Linked DNA regions of Homo sapiens: region 2 is linked to region 1. Evidence: chromatin loops called from intact Hi-C (ENCODE). Cell type or tissue: endothelial cell of umbilical vein. All regions are shown on one strand. Links, peaks and the distances in the headings refer to the core of each region. The heading gives the core; the rest is flanking DNA.

What was found. A loop is a pair of places that touch in the nucleus more often than their neighbours do. Peaks named below come from ENCODE experiments on the same cell type or tissue, not always from the same donor. Only the 100,000 strongest peaks of a DNase experiment are listed, where the experiment ranks them.
Region 2: it touches region 1 in a loop (11-fold over the local background); 2 of 110 quality-filtered maps call a loop at or near these places.

The regions. Positions count from the first base shown.
Region 1 is chr20:20,234,490-20,239,878 of GRCh38, forward strand. All of the region lies in intron 18 of CFAP61 (cilia and flagella associated protein 61), which reads left to right. Among named protein-coding and RNA genes, the nearest start is that of CFAP61-AS1, 31 kb to the right of the region's middle. In endothelial cell of umbilical vein, for the core only: a CTCF peak has its summit at 3,067 (motif pointing left); no DNase peak of the experiment used is centred there; H3K27me3 peaks cover 140 bases.
Region 2 is chr20:19,625,745-19,631,133 of GRCh38, forward strand. All of the region lies in intron 6 of SLC24A3 (solute carrier family 24 member 3), which reads left to right. Among named protein-coding and RNA genes, the nearest start is that of RIN2, 130 kb to the right of the region's middle. In endothelial cell of umbilical vein, for the core only: a CTCF peak has its summit at 2,990 (motif pointing right); a DNase peak (open chromatin) is centred at 2,997.

The DNA.
Region 1 (5,389 bases), core at 298-5,297:
GGTTTCTTGCAGTTCTGAAGAGGACACAGGTGTACTATCAGAAAGTTTTGCTGGAAAAGAGATGGCATTTAAGGACCTTGTCTTAGCAAATACTTTATTTCTACTTTGGGATGGAGATAAGGTTAGAATCAGTAGTTTTCGAAACATAGTCTGTGGCCCAGCACCATCAGCATTACCTGGGAAGCTGTCAGAGGTGGGGATACTTAGGCCCCACTCTCCAGGGACTGAATCTGAAACCTGGGGGTAGGGCCAGGCTCTGCTTTCCCAGCCCTCCAGGGAAGGCGGCAGGTCAAGGAAGTCAGAAGCGACGGTGGAGTGGAGAGGGCCCAGGAGAGTGATTCCAAAACGCAGAACTTCAGTCTCCTCACCTGTGCTGCAGGGAAGGCACCCAGAATCCCTCCTCACACACCAGCCTGAGCATACAGTCAGGTAGCAAATGTCAAGCATCTGTCCAAAGGCCTAGTGCTGACACTTGTTAGACGGACACCTCCCCACTAATTAAATTTGCATGTCTAGATCCCCATGGAAGCCTGCATTGACTTTCAAAGGCGGGAAGTGGCTGGGGAGCTGGAGTCTCCTCCACGTGGAGGATGCCCTCTTCCCCGAGGACTGGGGGAGCCGGAGGTGCTTCCCACCCGCAGCTGCATCTGACTCCTGGTGAGACGTTCCCTGGAGTCTGCAGAACATCCTCCTAAGAGACTCATGTCTCTCAGATATTTAATGGGATCATAAACTTCCTTCATAGAAACTTACATTAAACTCTCCCCTCCTTTCTTGAGACTCCCAAACTCTCAGGAGCCTCTCAGTTTTCTCTCCTCCTTGAACAGAGGCTCTCAAAGTGCCGTCCCTGGCCCAGCAGTATGGACATCACTTGGGAACTGTTAGAAATGCAGATTTTCAGGCCCCACCCAGACCTCCTGCATCAGAAACACTCTGGGAATCAGGCCCAGCAATGTGTGTCTTCACGAGACCTGCAGGGACACACTCGGCCAATGCCACCAGGCCGATGTGGTGTTTACCCTTCCTGCACCATCCTCCCATCCCCACTTTTCTCATGGGCAGCCTCACTCCCAAAAAAGCAAAGGCATCATACACCCTCAGCTGTGCACCCTTTCCCACTTCCTCAGCTCTGCACCTGCCAGCCACTTTATTTCCTCCCTGCGGAGGGAGGATTAGGGCCATAATTCTTTTATCTTGGCGCACATAAAATGATGCACAAGAGGATTGAGGGAATAAGGACATATCAAACTGCCCCCCAACTTACAGCATTTGATGTTGGGTGGAAATTTGGAAGGGAAGCCCAGAAACAGCCCCGCCTGAAAACACAGGCATGAGGGCCCTCCAGTAGAGGTGACAGGTGGTCCTCGTTGCTGGGGAGTGGGAAGACCGTGAGCCTCTGTGTGAGACCCAGAGCAGGCAAAGCCATCTATGCAGCAGATGGCTTCTGGAGACCAGGTTTCTCTCTAAGTGTACTTCTCTGAAGATAATGCCTTTCAAACAGATAATCCAACACTTACCAGTATAGTAAGACATAGGCTTGAAAAAAATGGTTTGAATTCTCCTTTTTATTTTAAGAACTTGTGGTGGAGGAAAATGTTGTGAATCACCTTTTGAGATTTTAGGGTTAATATTAAGTAACTGTTTCTATAAGCAACAGATTGCAAAAGTTCCAGGCTCTACAATTCTGCACATCACAGCCACTTGGATAGGGATGGGGAGGGTTGTACAAATACAGTGTCCTGGGACCCTGTTCCTGGAGTTACAATTCAGTAGGCCTGGGGTGGGTTTCAGGAATATGTACAGTATTTTTAATAGAATCCCCAGGTAATTCCAACATGCAGGTGGGTTTAGGAGCCATTTTTATAGACATTTGCTCAAAATTGGCAGTCTCATCTATAAGGAAACCTATTTCCCCCTGTAATTGCTCATTGTAACTAACTCATTTTTATGGGCTTGTTTTCCAAACCACATTTTCTAATTCTTAGTGAATCATATAACTTCTAAGTCACATCATTACTTTGGGGCTTACCAGGCCTAATTTTTAAGTTATTATTAACATTATATAGCTGAACCCATATTCATAGTATTAACATGCTAAATTGGACCTAGCAGAAAGCATTTCACGAAGTCTCATGCTTAAACTATCACCATTAAGAAGGAAGGCCCAAGAAAAAACCTGCCCATGTGGTGTTATTAAAGCCTTGCTAATAGCCAGCATTTGCCCAAAACACAAAGCTCTTCTTCATCCTCCCCAACCAGAAGTGATCCCACTGGATTTTGAATTCCCATAATGTTCCATGATTCCATCCTTAAGGAACAAATTGATTTGTGTCTTGTATTTTGCCATCTCTCATGTGCAAGGGCTTTCTGGCTTGTCTTTGATAGCTACCATCTTGGTATTTACATCTGGTATGTGCTCAGTATATATAAACATATGCTTAAAGTATAAATGTATAATGTTTTTACTTCCTAGACATAGATAAAAACATCATTAATCATTTCCCCTAAATTATAAAGGAAAGCTCAATTTCATTTTCATCTGTTTTGCCAGAACTCCCAAATTTTATTCTTATCTTTTCAATTGACATTTCAAGAATGGCATGCATTTTCATTTTTTCAGTAAGGATTTATGTGTTTATTTTGTGATACATAAGTTTTTTATCTGAGATCCTGAACTTCTACCTAGCCCCTTATCCTGGCCACCATGCCCCTCCCCTGCCAGGTCCCCGAGGACTCCAGAGAGCACCCAGGGCCCTCCAGGCAGACACTTCTACCTTAGTGTCGGGTCCAGGGTTGAGTCACACCCAGACTCAGGGTACCTTACGAGACTTGCTCCTTGCCCCGTTTCTCCAGGTCGCATCCTCATTCCTACAGGAGCTCCAGGACCAGGGAGCTCTGAGCCACCCAAGGTGGAGCTGGGCAAGATGGCACCCAAGAGAAGAGAGAAGTAGGGTCAGGGAGAGAGCTTGTAACCTCTGTCTCACCCCACGAACTGCCCACTCCCTTCTAGATGTGTTCAGAATCCTCCATCCCACACCTCCTCTGTGGATCTCTCTCTTCGGTCTCCCCCTGGAGGTCAGAGTGTGTCATGACCAACAACTTTGTGGCCATGGATGCAGCTGCCGTTTAATTTTTACTAACAACAAAAATGGATTGAGTACTATTAACACACTCGAACAAATACCCCATAACTCCTTAATATCATCTAATACCAGTCCGTGCTCAGTTTTCCCAGTGGTCTTAAAATTGTTCTTTTACAGTTAGTTGGTTTGGATAAGGATGCAAACCAGGTCCAACTACTGCATTTGGTTAATGTGCCCCTGAAATCTCTTTAATACTTAACAGTTTCCTGCACCTTCCCCGTTTTCTGAAATTCATTTTCTTGTTAGGTTCTTGCATGTTAGAGAATTTAAGATGAAATAATACAATGTGTGGTGTTTACTCCAACCACTACAGTGTTGGTGAGTATTTTCAAAGCAGCACAATATTAGTCATTGCTAAGCTTTTTTCACCTCGTGTATATTTAAAATCCTCCAAAATAAAAATTTTTTTAAAATAAACAAATTAAATTAATGGCTCAGGACCTTGTCCAAAAGTCTCTTATGATTTAAACAGAAAAAAATATTGCTAAAGAAAGTTAAATTTTTTTCAGGGAAAAACTGGTAGATTCTCTTACTCTGCTGTGTACTTAACAATAAATATTTTGTGTGGATTTGTTTTGCCTCTGATATTGGAAGTTCACAGAGCTCCCAACTTCTAAACTCCACCTATAGTATTTTATGGCATGTGTTGTTGTTAAGACTGAATTAAATCTGAGTTATTTTTTAACTAGTAGAATATGTAGATAGGTTAAATATCTATCACGAGCTAGGATTTATTTTCATTGGCAAATATTTTTGTCACTGTTTTGAACCATTCAGAAAGCAGAGGTTTTAGTAAATTAAATTGAAACATTTAGATCGATGTGGGATAATAATTTTTTCTCTACATTATCTATTTGTTCAAATAACAGCATTAATTAAAGCAGTTAATTAAATCACTTGCTTTGGTTGCGTTTGCTATGCCTGCACCCTGCAGACACGCACAGCACACACAAAATCAGCTAGAAAATAACTAGCGATCGCCTAGCAGGCCGACATGTATCTACTGCCCAGAAGGGTAAGCACCATGAAAAGTTTTATGTTTCTTTTATCATGTTCACAATAAATGGGCAATGTGACCCTCTTTATTTGAAGGATAAGGATGTTTAGACCTAATTTTGTAGCTGTCCTCCTGAAGCATGGAATGAAACACAATACCTTTTACTTATTTCCCTGGATACCCTAATCCCTCCCTGCTTTACAAGTATCTTTGAGCTGTTCCTCCCTTTGTATCCACAGCAACGTGAAATCCCCACTGGAATTATTTGCTGTGAAAATGCAGGTGCCCTTGTTTAATGTTTCATTGGCTTGAGCACTTAACTTGAAACTTTTTTTTTTTTTCATGATATGGTGACCTTTGATTTTGGAGCTGAGGGCTCACGGTGATGTTAGATATTGTTTATATACATTAAGCCAACACCATTAGATCTGAGCTTTATCTGTGGTTCTGCTGTTCCTGCCATTTCATCAAATGCATGCCCAAATGCAAGCTGTACTCCGTGACCCACTGTTCTATTTGAAGGAACTTTTTGAATATTCATAGGCAATCAAATTAAAAATCAGTCTATTAGACTTATGTATTATAAACTTCATGACTTTAGACCAATACTCTTACATAGTTATAGATTTAAGAAATTAAATATTTAGACACTGCTAAATCGGATTATAGAGAGAACCATCACAGCAAAAATATGAGGTTGGAGAAAGAAATGAAAATGCTGGTGATATTTTCATATAAAGTCATGAAAGGGCAGGGAACCTTCTCTGAATAGCAAGGAGGTTGATGTTACAAAGAATGTCGGGGAAGTTTGCTTAGGCCCAGCCAGAAGGACCTTTATGCCACACTAGGGAATTTGGGCTGAACAGTTTGGTAATAAAAACACTTACCATTTATTGAAAATGTACTATGCAGAGGCGATATTTTAAGCATTTTACAGACAATGATGCATTTAATCTTCACAGAACTCCTAAGAAGCATTAGGTTCTAGAGCCACAGAGAGGTCAAATAACTTGCAAAGGTCAAAAAGCTAGAAGTGCTAGAGCTGGGAGTGGCACTGAGGCAGTCCGACTTCTGAGACCGGGATCTTAATGAGTCTGATCTGCAGCTACCTTGGTAAAATCTCTACCAAGAACAAAGGTAGGGATTTTAAAACCGGAAACCGTTGAGATTTTATTTAATTTAAAAAGAGGTTTCCAGTAGCTGTGTGGAAGATGGGCAGAAGAGAGAGACTCAAGCCAGAGAGACAAAC
Region 2 (5,389 bases), core at 89-5,088, 610 kb before region 1:
TCATTTATTCCTACTGAGGTATGTTTATTCAGAAACAGTTGGGCACAAGTGAATGCAAGTAATAACTCCCTAAATATATATATATCTTTCCCTGAAGTCCCAGTTTCCCATTTCATCCCATCAAGAGTGTTAATGCAACACTTTCTCTTACTTCAGGCATTGTAAATCTATTCATCTGATTCACGTTTCTTTTGGATTGTTCCTTTCTCCACCTTTATTGAATTCTATTTTTCTTCCTATTTATCTAGGGGCATAGTTTATTCATTTTTCCTGAGTTTAGCCCACCTGACTATGGCTTTATAGCCTGTTTGTGAATTGGTTTTAGTAATAATTATTATATTTTAATATTACTTGGATTCATAAAACATTAATTTTCAACTTACAGTAGTCACTAAGTCCAATCAAAATCCATCAGAATTCAGATAGAAAGGAAACCACATTCCAAGCTCTATAGTAAGACTTGACATGATCCTGCTCATCTTTATGTCAGTCCAGAAAGAAATGCATTATTACTTCCATGTTTCAGCTGAGAAATCTGAGGCTCAGATCAGGGAAGTACCTTTTCTATGTTCCAGGATAGGCATGAAGCAGACCAAGAATATTCTTATCATTTTTCCTGATGATGAAACTGTGATGTAAGTTACATATAGAGAAAGAAATTCCAATATTTTTCTAAAAGACACTTATTTTTGTACATTGTTATTGAAGGTGACAGAAAAGGGTGTTGAGTTGAACAGAATAAAATCCACCTTTAGAGTAACTATGCAACTTATTTCAAGAGTAGGTGAATATTTCTTGGTCCTATTCTCCTGGGTTCTAAGTAGTTCTTCCCAGGAAAACATAAGAGAGATTACGTTTAAGTAGTTAGTGCTTCCTTGTAAATGTATAGTCCTTAATGCTGGTGCTCTGTTTCTACCACAGCCTGAAAAATATAAAATAACTCTAGTGGCTTTGCTCCATCTCATAAGCATCCTTATCACCAAGTACCAGGAGTAAGAATGAGCAGTGTAGATGTGGAGGAAAAACATTTGTTTTCATGATCTTAGTCCCCCAGTTCTACTGAAAAGGCCTTGGGTATTTTGATTACTGACAATATACCTATTTGATCATTCCTCATCCCTTGCAAAATGAATATGGGCTGTCACGTAGAGCCAGTTGAATACTGTGAAAAGATCACAGTGGAAAGTCTTAAGGGCGACCTTGGACAAGAACCTGGATTCCTGCTTCTAACTGAAAACATCCTACAAGGTTATACAAACTGGTAGGAAATGGCTGACCTACTGGAGATCTGCAGATTGATCAGGAGCGAAGCCACTTAGAGCGTATCAGATTCTCTTGTTATCTGCAAAGCAGGAGTGAGTCATTTCATTGAGCTGTTGGCATGCAACAGGCACTTAGGAAAGATCTGACGAAGTGAAAGTATCCATTTGGGACCCATTCTATTCAAATATGTGCCTACCCTCAAGATGCATGTATCTGTCTGTGTTGTTTCTTAGAAGTGGTACAACCGCACATAAGCCATTCTTCCCAACCACTATCTTCTTCATTTTAACATGTAAAAATATTGTTATTCCATTATGTCTAAATTCTTCATTTTCTTGACTCTCCTACTATCTCCATAGTATTTCCACATGTAAGATGTAGGCTTTTGTGAGAAAAAGAGAATTCCTTTAATTTGTTTCAGCACTCATTAACCTAACGTGATTCTTGACCATTCTACATGGAAGTCTACTTACACTTTCCATGGACACAAAGGAACCTTGATTCTTATATTTACTTGGCAGATGGACTGAGGATGGGGGGAAAAAAAGGCACAGAATGAAAACAAGTAAATATTCTGGGGTTCAGGGAGATTATGATAAAATAAATAAAGGAACAACAAGCTGTAAGAAGAAAAGAAAAGAATAAGTCATGCCTGATCAACATTATTTTAATTGTTCCACTACATTAATTAATGGAAGGAGGAACACCATGGTGCCCACCCTTGAGAAGAATGTTCTGTTGAGTGATTTGTGAAACATTTAACTATCACATTCATTGAACAAGTATAAACACAGAGTAGTAATAAGTGACAAGGATTCTATAAGGAGATGTATATTAGCACAGGTAGGAGCAAATTTGAAGTAATTTCGAGGAAAATGTAAATCAGTCACTGAGAAGAAAATACCCTCAGCTGGGAGTTGTGGCTCACTCCTGTAATCCCAGAACTTTGGGAGGCTGAGGCGGGCAGACCACGAGGACAAGAGATTGAGACCCTCTTGGCCAACATGGTGAAACCCTGTCTCTGCTAAAAATAATTTTTAAAAAAAATTAGCCAGGCATGGTGGGGCACGCCTATAGTCCCAGCTACTCGGGAGACTGAGGCAGGAGAATCGCTTGAACCCAGGAGGCGGAGGTTGCAGTGAGCTGAGATTGCGCCACTGCACTCCAGCCTGGCGACACAGCGAGACTCCATCTCAAAAAAAAAAAAAAAAAAAAGAAAAAGAAAAAAGAAAAGAAAATAATCTCAGCCTGCAGAAGTGAGAGCACTCATATCACTGATGAGTAGAGAGAGCATCAGTGATTTCAGCAAGATGGTGGAACAGGAAGCCCCAGGTCCTTCCCCCATGGAGACATTAACTTAACAACAATGTATAAACCACATTGCCTTTGTGAGAACATCAGAAACCAGTTGACAGGTTACAGGACCCCAGGTGAGTACAACACCAAGAAGAGACACATTGGAGGAGGGAAGAACATTTGTTGGACTTACCTACTATATCCCATCCTCCAAACTCATGGCTTCTCCTTCAGGAGGAAAAGAAAAAGGCAGAACATGCACCCAATGCCTGGATTTTGGGGGTGCTTCTCAGGGGACTGGTTGCTTTCTTGCCTGACCTAGAATGCTGGTGGGGAAACAGCACACTTTTGATACCTGGGGGCCACTGAGAACCAAGGCAACAGTTCTGCTTGCTACACCACTACCAGAGAAATTAAAGCATCACAGACAGACACCAGGGGGAGCTACTGAGTAGAAACAGGCACACCACTTCAGCTGGGAAATTATACCTGTAGGCCCAGAGATGATGCAACCGCTGGGAAGATTTGAGAGGCCTGCAGAATCTCTAGTGGGGCTAATTGGAGAAGATGTTCCCTGTCTGAAGACAGTCCATAGAGACTGGGAGAGGTGTTTGTTTTTTCAAATGTCCACATATCAACAAAATATCGTAAGACATACAAAACAACAACAACAAACAAACAAACAAGAAACAGGAAAACATGGCCCAATAAAAGGAAAAAATAAATTAATAAATCTCCAGTAACTGACCCAAAAGAAATAAAGATTTATGAATTACCTGAAAAAGAATTAAGAATAACCATCATAAAAATGCCCAATGAGCTATAAAACACACACACACACACAGACAACTAAATGAAATCAGGAAAACAATATACAAACAAAATGAGAGCATCAGCAAAAAGAAACTATAAAAAAGAACTAAACAGAAAATCTAGGGCTAAAGAACAATAACTGAATTGAAAAATTCACCAGAAGGGATCAACAGTATACTGTATCAAGCAAAAGAAAGAATCAGCAAACTTCAAGACAGGTTATTTGAAATTATCAAGTCATAGGGGTAAAAAACAAAAAGGATGAAGAAAAGCAAAGAGCTATTAAGAGACATATAGGATACGATCAAGTGGACCAATGTACACATCATGGGAGTTCAGAAGGAGAAGAAAGAAAGGACAGAGAGCCTATTTGAAGAAATAATAGCCAATATCTCCGCAAATTTGAGGAAGGAAATGGGCATACAAATTCAAGGACCTCATATAACTCCAAATACAATTAATCCAAAGAGACCTTGCCATCAAACACACTATCATCAAACTGTCAAAAGTAAAGACATGAATCTTGAAAGCAGCAAGAGAAAAGTGATTTGCCTCATACAAGAGAAAATCCATAAGATTATCAATGGATTTCTCAGAAGAAGCCTTGCGGGCCAGAATGGATTGGGATGATATATTCAAAGTGCTAAAAGAAAAAACTGACGGCCAAGAATACTGTGCAGAAAAACTGCCATTCATTAATCATGGGGAAATTAAGATTTTCTCAGATAAATAAAAGCTGAGAGAGTTATCACCACTAGGCCTGCCCTACAAGAAATACTGAAGAGAGACCTTCAAGTTGAAACAAAAGGATTCTAGAAAGCCAAACAAAAGTATACAAAAATATGAAGCTCTCTGGTAAAGGTAAATACATACACAAGTATAGAGTCCCATGGTATTGTGATGTTAGTGCAAAATCACTTAATTCTGGTATAGAATTTAAAAGACATAGGTATAAGCAATAACTATAAATTATTGGTGAGTAAAGAGAAATCATCTTAGAGGCTTAGGGCACAAGAGATCCTATGAAAAGCCACTATGGCTATTCTCATAAGAGATTCCATTTTGAGCAAAGTTGCCCAGATGGAGATGAGGGAGATTGTCAAAGTTTAAAACATTATACAACGTTGGAAAATAAGATTAAGACAGCTAGTAACTTTGAAGATATCTGTTTAATAATCACATTAATAACAGTAAGTTTGGAGACAACAAGCCACCCAAATTCTCATGAGATCCATCTATGTTTGACTTAAATGATCAAAATGACTTGAGATATATGAAATTAATTTGCCAAGTCTATTTCTGTAATCTTCAGGTCATCTGCTACTTACACTGACCAGGTAACTCTAGCTTTGTTTTGAAAGAAGGTCTGATGGTGAAATTAAATAACAAGTTAGGATCAAGGAGACCATTTGAGAGAGAAAAGGATCTAAATTCTAGTTCTAGAATGGAATCCCAGACATAACATATAACTGACCCCAATTATTCTTTAGCTAAAAGGTATCCTTTTCTACAACAGGATTGCAGTCATTCTTTTCCAATTGACTCAGCAATATATAACCTCATTTTATTATTTAACTTTATTTTCATAGCTCTGACATAAGCTAAACTCCATTTAATCCAAAAGGATTTTTAAAGTGTCTATACTGGAAAAGACTACAATGGAAAAGGACTGACTTTGTACCTAGAGCAGGCCAGGATGAAAACATACCCTAGGACCAGAACAGCAAGGAGGGATGGGTTTCAATGGATGGTGCTCTGAAAACAGCCTCTTGAAATTTAGATGCTGGCCCTTGAACTAATTGTATGGGTGGAGCACGTTAGCTGCTTCAGAATAAAAACCAATTATATTAACAACCACCCTCATTATGCAGGACATAATCACCATGACCATGTCAATATGTGTGTGGAATATGGATTTTAAGTATTTTATTATGAAAGTATTGTGTGTTGGGCACAGTGGCTCATGCCTGTAATTGTAGCACTTTGGGAGGCTGAGGTGGACAGATCACTTGAGCCC